2 separate regions of the Homo sapiens genome follow, and region 1 is linked to region 2. A link is an interaction called in ENCODE POLR2A ChIA-PET data of the cell type or tissue named here. Cell type or tissue: GM12878. All regions are shown on one strand. Links, peaks and the distances in the headings refer to the core of each region. The heading gives the core; the rest is flanking DNA.

Evidence for each region. Peaks named below come from ENCODE experiments on the same cell type or tissue, not always from the same donor. Only the 100,000 strongest peaks of a DNase experiment are listed, where the experiment ranks them.
Region 1: POLR2A ChIA-PET joins it to region 2 with 7 read pairs; 5 of 35 experiments call an interaction of 5 or more read pairs at or near these places.

The regions. Positions count from the first base shown.
Region 1 is chr4:39,943,745-39,949,128 of GRCh38, reverse strand. The region is part of intron 2 of PDS5A (PDS5 cohesin associated factor A); the gene reads left to right. Among named protein-coding and RNA genes, the nearest start is that of PDS5A, 31 kb to the left of the region's middle. In GM12878, for the core only: no CTCF peak of the experiment used is centred there; a DNase peak (open chromatin) is centred at 2,668; H3K4me3 peaks cover 776 bases; H3K27ac peaks cover 2,418 bases.
Region 2 is chr4:39,610,864-39,616,247 of GRCh38, reverse strand. The region is part of intron 1 of SMIM14 (small integral membrane protein 14); the gene reads left to right. Among named protein-coding and RNA genes, the nearest start is that of SMIM14, 25 kb to the left of the region's middle. RefSeq lists an enhancer at 2,274-2,323. In GM12878, for the core only: no CTCF peak of the experiment used is centred there; a DNase peak (open chromatin) is centred at 2,687; H3K4me3 peaks cover 1,113 bases; H3K27ac peaks cover 4,350 bases.

The sequences.
Region 1 (5,384 bases), core at 270-5,269, 330 kb before region 2:
TAGAGACAGGGTTTCACTATGTTGCCCAGTCTCAAAATCCTGTGCTCAGGTGATCTCTGGCCTTGGTCTCCCAAAGTACTGTGATTACAGGTGTGAGCCACCATGCCTGGCTTTCATTATACCTTTTATGGCCAGATAATACTGTAGTGTATAGGTGTACCAAATTTTGTTTATCCGTTTGTTAGTTGATAATAAATGGGGTTGGGCTGGGCTCAGTGGCTCACACCTCTAATTCCAGAACTTTGGGAGGCCAAGGTGGGCAGATAATCTGAGGTCAAGAATTCAAGACCAGCCTGGCCAACATGGTGAAATGCCATCTCAACTAAAAATAGAAAAATTATCCGGGCATGGTGGCACATGCCTTTAATCCCAGCTACTCAGGAGGCTGAGGCAGGAAAATTGCTTGAAGCCAGGAGGCAGAGGTTGCAGTGAGCTGAGATGGCACCACTGCACTCCAGCCTGGGCAGCAGAGTGAGACTCGGTCTTTAAAAAAAAAAAAAAAAAAAATCCAGGCGTGGTAGCTCACACGTGTAATCCCAGCACTTTGGGAGGCCGAGGCAGGTGGATCATGAGGTCAGCAGTTCAAGACCAGCCTGGCCAAGATGGTAAAACCCCATCTCTACTAAAAATACAAAAATTAGCAGGGCCTGGTGGTAGGCGCCTATAAACCCAGCTACTCGGGAGGCTGAGGCAGAGAATTGCTTGAACCCGGGAGGCGGAGGTTGCAGTAATGCAGTGAGCCGAGGTCGCACCATTGCACTCCAGCCTGGGTGACAGAGCAAGACTCCATCTCAAAAAAAAAAAAAAAAAAAAAAAGGTTTGATTCACCTTTTGGCTATTGTGAATAATGCTGCTATAAACATTCTTGTGCAAATTTCTCTTTTCTTTTTCTTTCTTTCTTTTTTTTTTTTTTTTTTTGAGACGGGATATCTTGCTGTGTTGCCTACCTCCTGAGCTTAAGGAATCCTGCTGCCTCAGTCTTTCAAGTAGCTGAGACTACTGGTACGTGCTACCATACCCAGCTAATTTTTAAATCTTTAGTAGAAATGGGGTCTTGCAGTTGTTGCCCAGGCTAGTCTTGCATTCCTTGTCTCAAGGCATCCTCCCTCCTTGTCTTTCCAAATTGCTAAGATCATGGGAGTGAGCCACCATTCCTGGCTTATGTGCAAATTTTTGTGTGGACATTGCCATTATTTGGATAAGGTTTGTCCTCACCAAAACTTATGTTGAAGTTTGGTTCTCATTGCAGCAGTGTTGGGAATTGGGGCCTACTGGGAGGTGTTCCATCATGGGGCCAGTCCCTCATGAATAGATAATGCCATCTTGTGAGAGTGAGTTCTCACTCTTCTGGGACTGGATTAGTTACCCAAAAAGTGGGTTCTTATAAACAAGCTTGGTCCAACTCACAGCCCGTGGGTCACATGTGACCCAGGATGGCTTTGAATGTGGCCCAACACACATTCATAAACTTTCTTAAAACATTATGAGACTATTGTGCAATTTTTTTTGTTTGTTTTAAGGTTATTAGCTATCATTAGTGTTAGTGTACTTTATGTGTGGTCCAAGACAATTCTTCTTCCAGTGTGGCCCAGGGAAGCCAAAGGATTGGACACTACTGTTAGAAAGCAGGTTTACTCCCTCATGTTTATTTCATGTTTCCTCTCTCTTTTTTTTCCCCCCTTTCAGACAGTCTCTCTCTCACCCAGACTGGAGTGCAGTGGCATGATCTTGGCTCACTGCAGCCTCCGCCTCCCGGTTCAAGTTATCTGCCTCAGTCTCCTGAGTAGCTGGGAGTACAGGCACATGCCACCATCCCAGGCTAATTTTTTGTATTTTTAGTAGAGATGGGGTTTCACAATGTTAGCTAGGCTGGTCTTGAGCTCTTGACCTCAAGTGGTCCGCCAGCATCACCCTCCCAAATTGCTGGGATTACAGGCGTGAACCACCATGCCTGGTCATGTTTGTTTAATTTCTTTGTCAGATTATTCATTCCAAGTGTATAGAAATAGGATTTTTAAAAAACATATTTTAATTAATTTTTTTTTCTCAATAGAGATAGGGTCTTCCTGTGTTGCCCAGGCTGATCTCGAACTCATGGGCCTGAAGTAATTCCCCTCACCTCATCCCCTCACAGTGCTGGTTTTACAGATGTGAGCCACCACTTCCAGCCTATAGTAGTCCTTTATGATCAGTTTTATTTATTTCTCTTTTTCCCAAGACACAAGTCTTGCTGCAACGCCCAGGCTGGAGTGCAGTGGTGCAATCTTGGCTCACTGCAATCCACACCTCCTGGGTTGAAGCGATTCTCCTGCCTCAGCCTCCCAAGTAGCTAGGATTACAGGTGCCCGCCACGCCTGACTGATTTTTTGTATTTTTAGTAGAGACAGGGTTTCACCATATTGCCCAGGCTGGTCTCGAACTCCTGACCTCAAGTGATCCGCTTGTCTTGGCCTCCCAAAGTTCTGGGATTACAGGCATGAGCCACCACGCCTGGCCAATGGGTTTTATTTCTGTAAGGTAATTAGTAACATGTCTATTTTCATTCTGAATGTAGTAATTTGGTCTTTTTTTCTTGGTCAGTCTAGCTGAAAAGTCGTCAGTTTTGTTGATGTTTTCAAAGAACCAGCTTTTTGTTTCCCTTTCTCTAGCTGCCATCATGTTCTTCTGGGTGGTAATATTTTTGGCAACTGATATAGGAAGGCGATGCCCACTTCTGCTTCTCTGCCACTGTCTGCTTTTTCCCACCACCCGTTTCTCATCGTGCCTGTAGGGGAATTTCCCTATACTTACTGTTGATTTTCCTCTAAACTCTCACTGCTCCTGCCATAATTAATTCCATCTGCCTTTTTCCCACATATGTACGCTTGTCTGCTTGAATCTCTTTTCCTTTCCTTTTTTTTTCTTTCTTTTTTTTTTTTTATTGAGATGAAGTCTCACTCCATCACCCAGGTTTGAGTGCAGTGATGTGATCTCAGCTCACTGTAACCTCTGCCTCCTGGGTTCAAGCGATTCTCCTGCCTCAACCTCCCAAGTATATGGGATTACAGACACCTGCCACCATGCCCAGCTAATTTTTGTGTTTTTAGTAGAGACGAGGTTTCGCCTTGTTGGCCAGGCTGGTCTCGAACTCCTGACCTCAAGTGATCCCCCCCTCCCTCCACGGCCTCCCAAAGTGCTAGGATTACAGGCGTGAGCCACTGCGCCTGTCCTGCTTTTTTTTCTTTCAACTCTTAATCCGTTTAACCTTAGAAAAACTGCTGTGTTTTATTTTATTTTTGAGCAAAAACACCTTACATAATGTTTGATCATTTTAAGCATAAGGCAAACGATTTACCTTTATGAAGGAAAAGGAAAGCCAGAGTACTTGACATTCAGTTAATGGATTAAGAGATCTATTAAGTTGCTAGATGCTCCCATCTAAATTTTCTACTGTAGTCTTCATCTAACTAAATTGTGACAAAGTAGGCTTTTTGAGTTTGCCTGGGAACATAATCACTTAGTAGTTATAACTAATACAGTACAGTTTTTATAGTATAATGTGTGTATTTCAGTAGTCATTTGGGGAAGCATTCCTCCTACTATACTATATGTAACATATAGGTAAGAGTACTAAGCAGTGAGTGACTAGCTACATTGCCTGCATTTAATTTTTTTTTTTTTTTTTTTTTTTGAGGCAGTCTCGCTCTGTCGCCCAGGCTGGAGTGCAATGGCGTGATCTCTGCTCACTGCAAGCTCCACTTCCCGGGTTCATGCCATTCTCCTGCCTCAGCCTCCCTAGTAGCTGGAACTATAGGCGCCTGCCACCACGCCTGGCTAATTTTTTGTATTTTTAGTAGAGACGGGGGTTTCACCATGTTAGCCAGGATGGTCTCGATCTCCTGACCTCATGATCCGCCCACCTTGGCCTTCCAAAGTGCTGGGATTACAGGTGTGAGCCACTGCACCCGGCCGCCTGCATTTAGATTTTTATGCCCTTGGACAACTTATTTGGCCTGTTTCCTCATCTGTTAAACGGGGGTATTAATAATAATGCTTCTCATAGATATCATTGTATTACATAAGTTAATAGTGTATTCAAATTATTTGAAATGTACCTGACGCATAGCAGGAACACAATACATGTTAGCAGCTATTAGTACTATTGCAAGTGGTTCCTATAAACAAATAGGCTTTAAGAATTAAGAATTTGTAAAGAAAATAAAATGGAAACAGTTTGAGCTGTAAAGAAAAAAAGAATAGAGGATTTATTATGTGAGGGTCAAAATATAGAATGATTTGTTTGTATCATATCGTCTTCACTCGTTTTATTCTTCCATCTTACAAATACCCAAAGATTAGAGAGCATCTGAGGTTATGTTAAAACCAAGTCTCAAAGCCTTTGAACCCGCCATGCATGTATCAAACTCTCAGCTTTTTGTTTTTTTTTTTTTTTTTGAGATGGAGTTTCGCCGTTGTTGCCCGGGCTGGAGTGTAGTGGTGTGATCTTGGCTCACTGCAACCTCCGCCTCCCAGGTTCAAGCGATTCTCCTACCTCAGCCTCCCGAGTAGCTGGTATTACAGGCATGCACCACCAAGCCTGGCTAAGTTTTTGTATTTTTAGTAGAGACGGGCTTTCTCCATGTTGGTCAGGCTGGTGTGAAACTCCTGACCTCAGGTATCCGCCCACCTCGGCCTCCCGGAGTGCTGGGATTACAGGTGTGAGCCACTGTGCCCCGCCACACTCTCAGCCTTTAAGGCCACTCATAATGTTTTAGGACCTTATGAATTCCCCTTGAGGCTAAAAATAACTTCTATTATGATTGTTCTGTTACAGTCAGTATCCAGGTAATTTTTAAGAATCGTGTTTGTGGGTTATCTTGAAGGCGGAAATAAATGGAGTAAACCATTTCTTACCTACATTAGAAACCTTCCATAATGATTAATAGTGTATTTTTTTTTTTTTTTTTTTTTGAGACGGAGTCTCACTCTGTTTCCCAGGCTGGACTGCAGTGGTGTGATCTCGGCTCACTGCAAGCTCCGCCTTCCTGGGTTCACGCCATTCTCTTGCCTCAGCCTCCTGAGTAGCTGGGACTACAGGTGCCCGCCACCACGCCCCGCTAATTTTTTTGTTTTTTTAGTAGAGATGGGGTTTCACTGTGTTAGCCAGGATGGTTTCAATCTCCTGACCTCGTGATCCACCTGCCTCGGCCTCCTGAAGTGCTGAGATTACAGGCATGAGCCACCACACCCGGCCGACTAATAGTGTATTTTGTAGTATGTGCTTGTTAAATGGTTTAGGTCTGGTAGAATGGATCTTTTTGTTGTTGTTGTTGTTTGTTTGTTTTTGATACGGTTCGCTTTGTTGCCCAGGCTGGAGTGCAGTGATACGATCTCGGCTCACTGCA
Region 2 (5,384 bases), core at 277-5,276:
AGGAGAATTGCTTGAACCCAGGAGGTGGAGGTTGCAGTGAGCCAAGATGGCGACACTGCACTCCAGCCTGGGTGACAGAGTGAGTCTCAGCCTCAAAAATAACAACAACAACAACAAAATTGGGAATATTTAACCCTTTTCAGGGATGTCCCTTCCTTGTTTTCAGTGGAATAGCCTAGCAGAATAAGCCAAATCTACTATAGAGATACTATTAGCAAGAGGCCAGTTTTGCTAGCTATACCATGTTACTACATAGTATGTTTCATTGCTTGAATGTACCATAGCTTTAATTACTAACATTTGGGTTCTTTATAGTTTTTTAAATTTTCAGTAATCCACAATTCAGACAGTCCCTTAGGACAGAGTGATAGAAATATAATTCTTAAGGATACAAGCTTTGTAAAAACACTTTTTATTATAGGTTTAAAAAATATACACAAAAGTAGGCTCAACAGTTTTCAGTTACCCATGATCCAGTTTCAATGGTCTTTAACTCCTGGCCAGTCTTGTTTCATTGATCCACATCCAGTTTTTTAGTTTATTTTTTTAAAATATCATTTTTTTAGAGCAGTTTTAGGTTCACAGGAAAATTGAGAAGAAAGTATAGAGTTCTCATATATCCCCTGCCCCCACACATGCATAGCTTCCCTACTATCCGACACCAGAGTGTTAAACTTTGTTATATAGTCAACGAACCTAACATTGAAAAGTCATTGTTACCTAAAGTCCATAGTTTACATTAGGGTTCACTCTTGGTATTGTACATCCTATGGGGTTTGACAAATGTATAATGACATGTATCTACCACTGTAGTAGTATACAGAATTGTTTCACTGCCCTAAAAATCCCCCCATTCATTTATTTATTTTTTAAAGTTCTTTTGGACTTGACATTTTTTAAGTAAATATTTTTATTTTGGGATAAATTTAGACTTACAGAAAAGTTGCAAAGGTAATACAAAGTTACAGTATACTCCTCACCCCGCTTCCCTTAATATTAATATCTTACATTCGGGCCGGAGGTCGTGGCTCACGCCTGTAATCCCAACACTTCGGGAGGCCAAGGTGGGAGGATCACTTGAGCCCAGGAGTTCAAGATCAGCCTGGGCAACACAGCAAGACCCTGTCTCTATAAATAAATTAAAAAAAAAACATTTTAGAGACTCTATCGGCTATTTTAACTCCCTCTGTCTCTTAGAGACTTGCATGAGCTGGAGTGTTTAAGGTTCTAACAGCAATGATAAATTGGTTAACAGCACTGGAAAATTCCCTCACCACATATAGCAACAGTATGACTCAACTGAGTTATTACTGCCAATCCCTACCAGGAAAGGTTGTATTAGTTGTAGAGGAGAGAAAATGACCTGGACCTGCAGAATAAGGGGAATTGCTTTTTGCCTTCCCAACATTCATGTTCTTTCACTGCTTTTCTGTGCTAAGAATTGTTTGAGAGCTTCAGACATGTTTGTTTATTTTGCCCTTAATGCTACATAGAAAGTCACTTATAAACCATGTTGCTTAATATATACCTGGAGTCAGATTGCTATCACAAAAATGGGAAAATGCTGACATATAAATTAAATGACTATTATGGAAATATAAAAATATTTTTAAAAAGTAGCATAGGGGCCGGGTGCAGTGGTTTACGCCTGTAATCCCAGCACTTTGGGAGGTTGAGGCAGGCAGATCACCTGAGGTTGAGAGTTCAAGACCAGCCTACCCAACATGGTGGAACTCCATCTCTACTAAAAATACAGAAAATTAGCCGGGCGTGGTGGCACACACCTGTAATCCCAGCTACTCTGGAGCTGAGGCAGGAGAATCGCTTGAACCTGGGAGGTGGAGGTTGCAGGGAGCCGAGATTGTGCCACTGCACTCCACCTTGGGCAACAAGAACAAAACTCTGTCTCAAAAAAAAAAAAAGTAGCATAGGAACTCCCCAGAACCTATAACCCAACTTCAATAATTATCAACTTATTGTCCGTTTTATTTCATCTATGCCTATGTTTGCTTCCCTTACTGCTCCTCGATTATTTTGAATTTTCTTTTTTTTTTTTTTTTTTGTAATGGAGTTTCGCTCTTGTTGCCCAGGCTGGAGTGCAATGGTGCCATCTCGGCTCACTACAACCCTCCCAGGTTCAAGCAATTCTGCTTCAGCCTCCCAAGCAGCTGGGATTACAGCCGTGCACCACCATGCCCAGCAAATTTTTGTATTTTTAGTAGAGACTGGGTTTCACACCATATTGGCCACACTGGTCTCAAACTCCTAACCTCAGGTGATCTACCCACCTCGGCCTCCCAAAATGCTGAGATTACAAGCATGAGCCCACCGTGCCTGGCTATTTTGAATTTTGTTAGTAAACTATTTATGTTTTCATGACTTAGACCTTTGTGACCTGTTGCACATTTTTGAGAAACAAGTCTTGAAGCTGCTTGTCCTCAAGGATCAAGCCCCCCGTGACTTTGGTATTAGCATTGTTCTCTAACATTAGCGATATATATCGGGGAGATGAACAAGTCAATGAAACATACAAGATGAAACTTTGTTTTAAATTACTTTCTATCAAAGACCTCATTGAGGCAGATGTACTAAAATTCTGATTCAGTAAAACTGTTCTGTCTTGCCTAGGATAGAGCAGCTTCTTAATGTCTCTGGAGACCAAGGGATTTAAATGTGCGGTGGGACTGGTTAAGTTTTTTTCTTCTAGTGCCTAGCTGCTGGTTTGTGTTGACACTTGTTCTTGGGTCCTCACCAAAAGAGAACTGTGTTCATTCTATTTTCAAAAAAACCCCCAGTGATTTTAAAATGGAAACTGTTAACTGAAAACGGAGTAGTACTTAAAACAGCTCAAGTGTACAGGAAGAAAGTTCCACAGAAGTGTAGCACTATTGAGGAATGTCCTATTTATAAATATACTTTCTCATTTTACTGGAGGCTAATTAAGACTGAAGTATAATTTAAAATTCTGGTTGATTTACTTGTTCCTGGCACATATAGATGTAGAGAAAATAAACATTGTCAAGAATTCAGTAAATATTTATTCTATGAGTGCTGTGGCTAAGCAATATAGGTGGTGTTCAGAGATGATGATGACTAAGATTTCTGCCCTCCAGAAGCTCTGTTTTTTTTAGGGGTGGTGGTGGAGTCTGATTTTGTTGATTTAATGAATTAAAAAGAGATTTTAAAATAGCCATGTTTTACAATTTTGATGGATAATACATTGATAAAAACAAGTCTCCCTTTCTTTATAAAAGCCAATGTGCTTGTGCTTTCTTAAATTTCTGTGTTCAGAGGCTACAGAGGTGGTCATTTCTGTATTTAATTTCTTTTATAAAAATCTTAGTAAAAGGCCATGCTTGTTGGTTCATGCCAATAATCCCAGCACTTTGGGAGGCCAAGGCAGGTGGAGTTCTTAACCTCAAGAGTTCAGGACCAACCTGGGCAAATGGCAAAACCTCGTCTCTACCAAAAATACAAAAATTAGCCAGGCATGATGGCAGGTGCCTGCAGTCCCAGCTACTGGGGAAGCTGAAGTGGAAGGATTGCTGGAGCCTGGCAAGTCGAGGCTGCAGTGAGCCATGATTGTGCCACTGCACTCCAGCCTTGGTGACACAGTGAGACCCTGTCTCAAATTTTTAAAAAATAAGAAAATCTTAGTAAAATATCTTTTCATTTTAACCAACACAGTATTGGCCTGGGGGGATACACGTCAGGAGTAAGGAAGGATGGACTAGTATTTCATTTTAACCAACACAGTATTGACCTGGGGGGATATACATCGGGACTAAGGAAGGATGGACCAGTATCTGTAGTTAACACTTGCTTATATCCAGACCAGCATAGCGCATGTGTGTAATCCCAGCTACTTGGGAGGCTGAGGCGGGAGAATTGCTTGAACCTGGGAGGTAGAGGTTGCAGTGAGCCGAGATCACACCATTGCACTCCAACTGGGGTAACGAGTGCAACTCCATCTAAAGAAAGAAAAAACAAAAAAAGAAAAGACAGTTGAGAAACAGGAATTTACTGGTGAACTTTACATATAAGGGTAGGTTATATTTACTTTCAGAGTTTTCTGTGTTGCATATGTACAATCAGTTCTCTAATGTGAAAGCTAATCACCCTTTTTTTTTTTTAAAGGTGTTGACAGAGTGGCCTCAGACAAAACTGTGAAGTAGAGTTTGCATATGGTGTTGCTTACCTTCTGGAAAGTGAGCCTCTCCAGCTCAGGCCGCATCTCCATCTCCCTTTCCAATTCTCACCTCCCCTTCTCCCCTTAGCTCAGGCAAGCAGATCTAGAAGGATATTAGATGGAAAGGTTTGCCCTGTTTACAGCTTGATTTCATCTCAATATATGTTGGTTGGTTCACCAAATCACCATGTAGAAATCTACCTTATTCTTTCTAACAGCTGTATAGGATCTCATGTACTCATTGTATCATTTAATTGGAACAACACTGATAAATACTTTGCATTACTTTTTTCTTTGCTGTTACAGTATTCCAGTAAACATGCTGTACAGAAATTTTGCATACTTGTTTGAATATGAATATTCAAATTAACCAGGATGAATTATTATTATTATTTTTAGATGGAGTCTTGCTCTGTTGCCCAGGCTGGGCAATCTCGGCTCACTATAACCTCCACCTCCTGGGTTCAAGCGATTCTCCTGTGTCAGCCTCCTGAGTAGCTAGGATTACAGGTGCATACCACCATTCCTGGCTAATTGTTTTTTTTTTTTTTTTGAGATGGAGTCTTGCTCGGTTGCTCAGGCTGGAGTGAATTAGTGCTATCTTGGGTCACTGCAACCTCCACCCCCCGAGTTCAAGCAATTCTCCTGCCTCAGCCTCCTGAGTAGCTGGGATTACGGGTACCTGCCACCATGCCCAGCTAATTTTTGTATTTTTAGTAGAGACGGGGTTTGGCCATGTTGGCCAGGCTGGTCTCGAACTCCTGACCTCAGGTGATCTGCCTGCCTTGGCCTCCCAAAGTGCTGGGATTATAGGCGTGAGCCACCGTGTCTGGCTGGATGAATTAATTTTACCAATCTCCTGATAGGTATAAGATTGTTTTGATTTACACTTCCATTTTTTATTTGCTTATTGGTTCTGTATTTTCCTGTGAATGTAATCTTCGCTCACTTTTCTTCTAGGTTGCCATTTTCATACTGATTTTTTCAGAGTTCTCTGTAAATTAAGGAAACTAGCCCTGATATTGCACATGGTTTTTCAAGTTTGTTGTATTTTCATTTTATGGTGTATTTTTGGTTTTATAGAAACTTTTATTGGTTTTGGTTGTTAAAATTATTGGTCCTTTCCTTCATGGTTTCTTGGACTTATATTCTATATGTATCCCAGTCATCTTCTTGTAGTTATGTATGTGTGCCT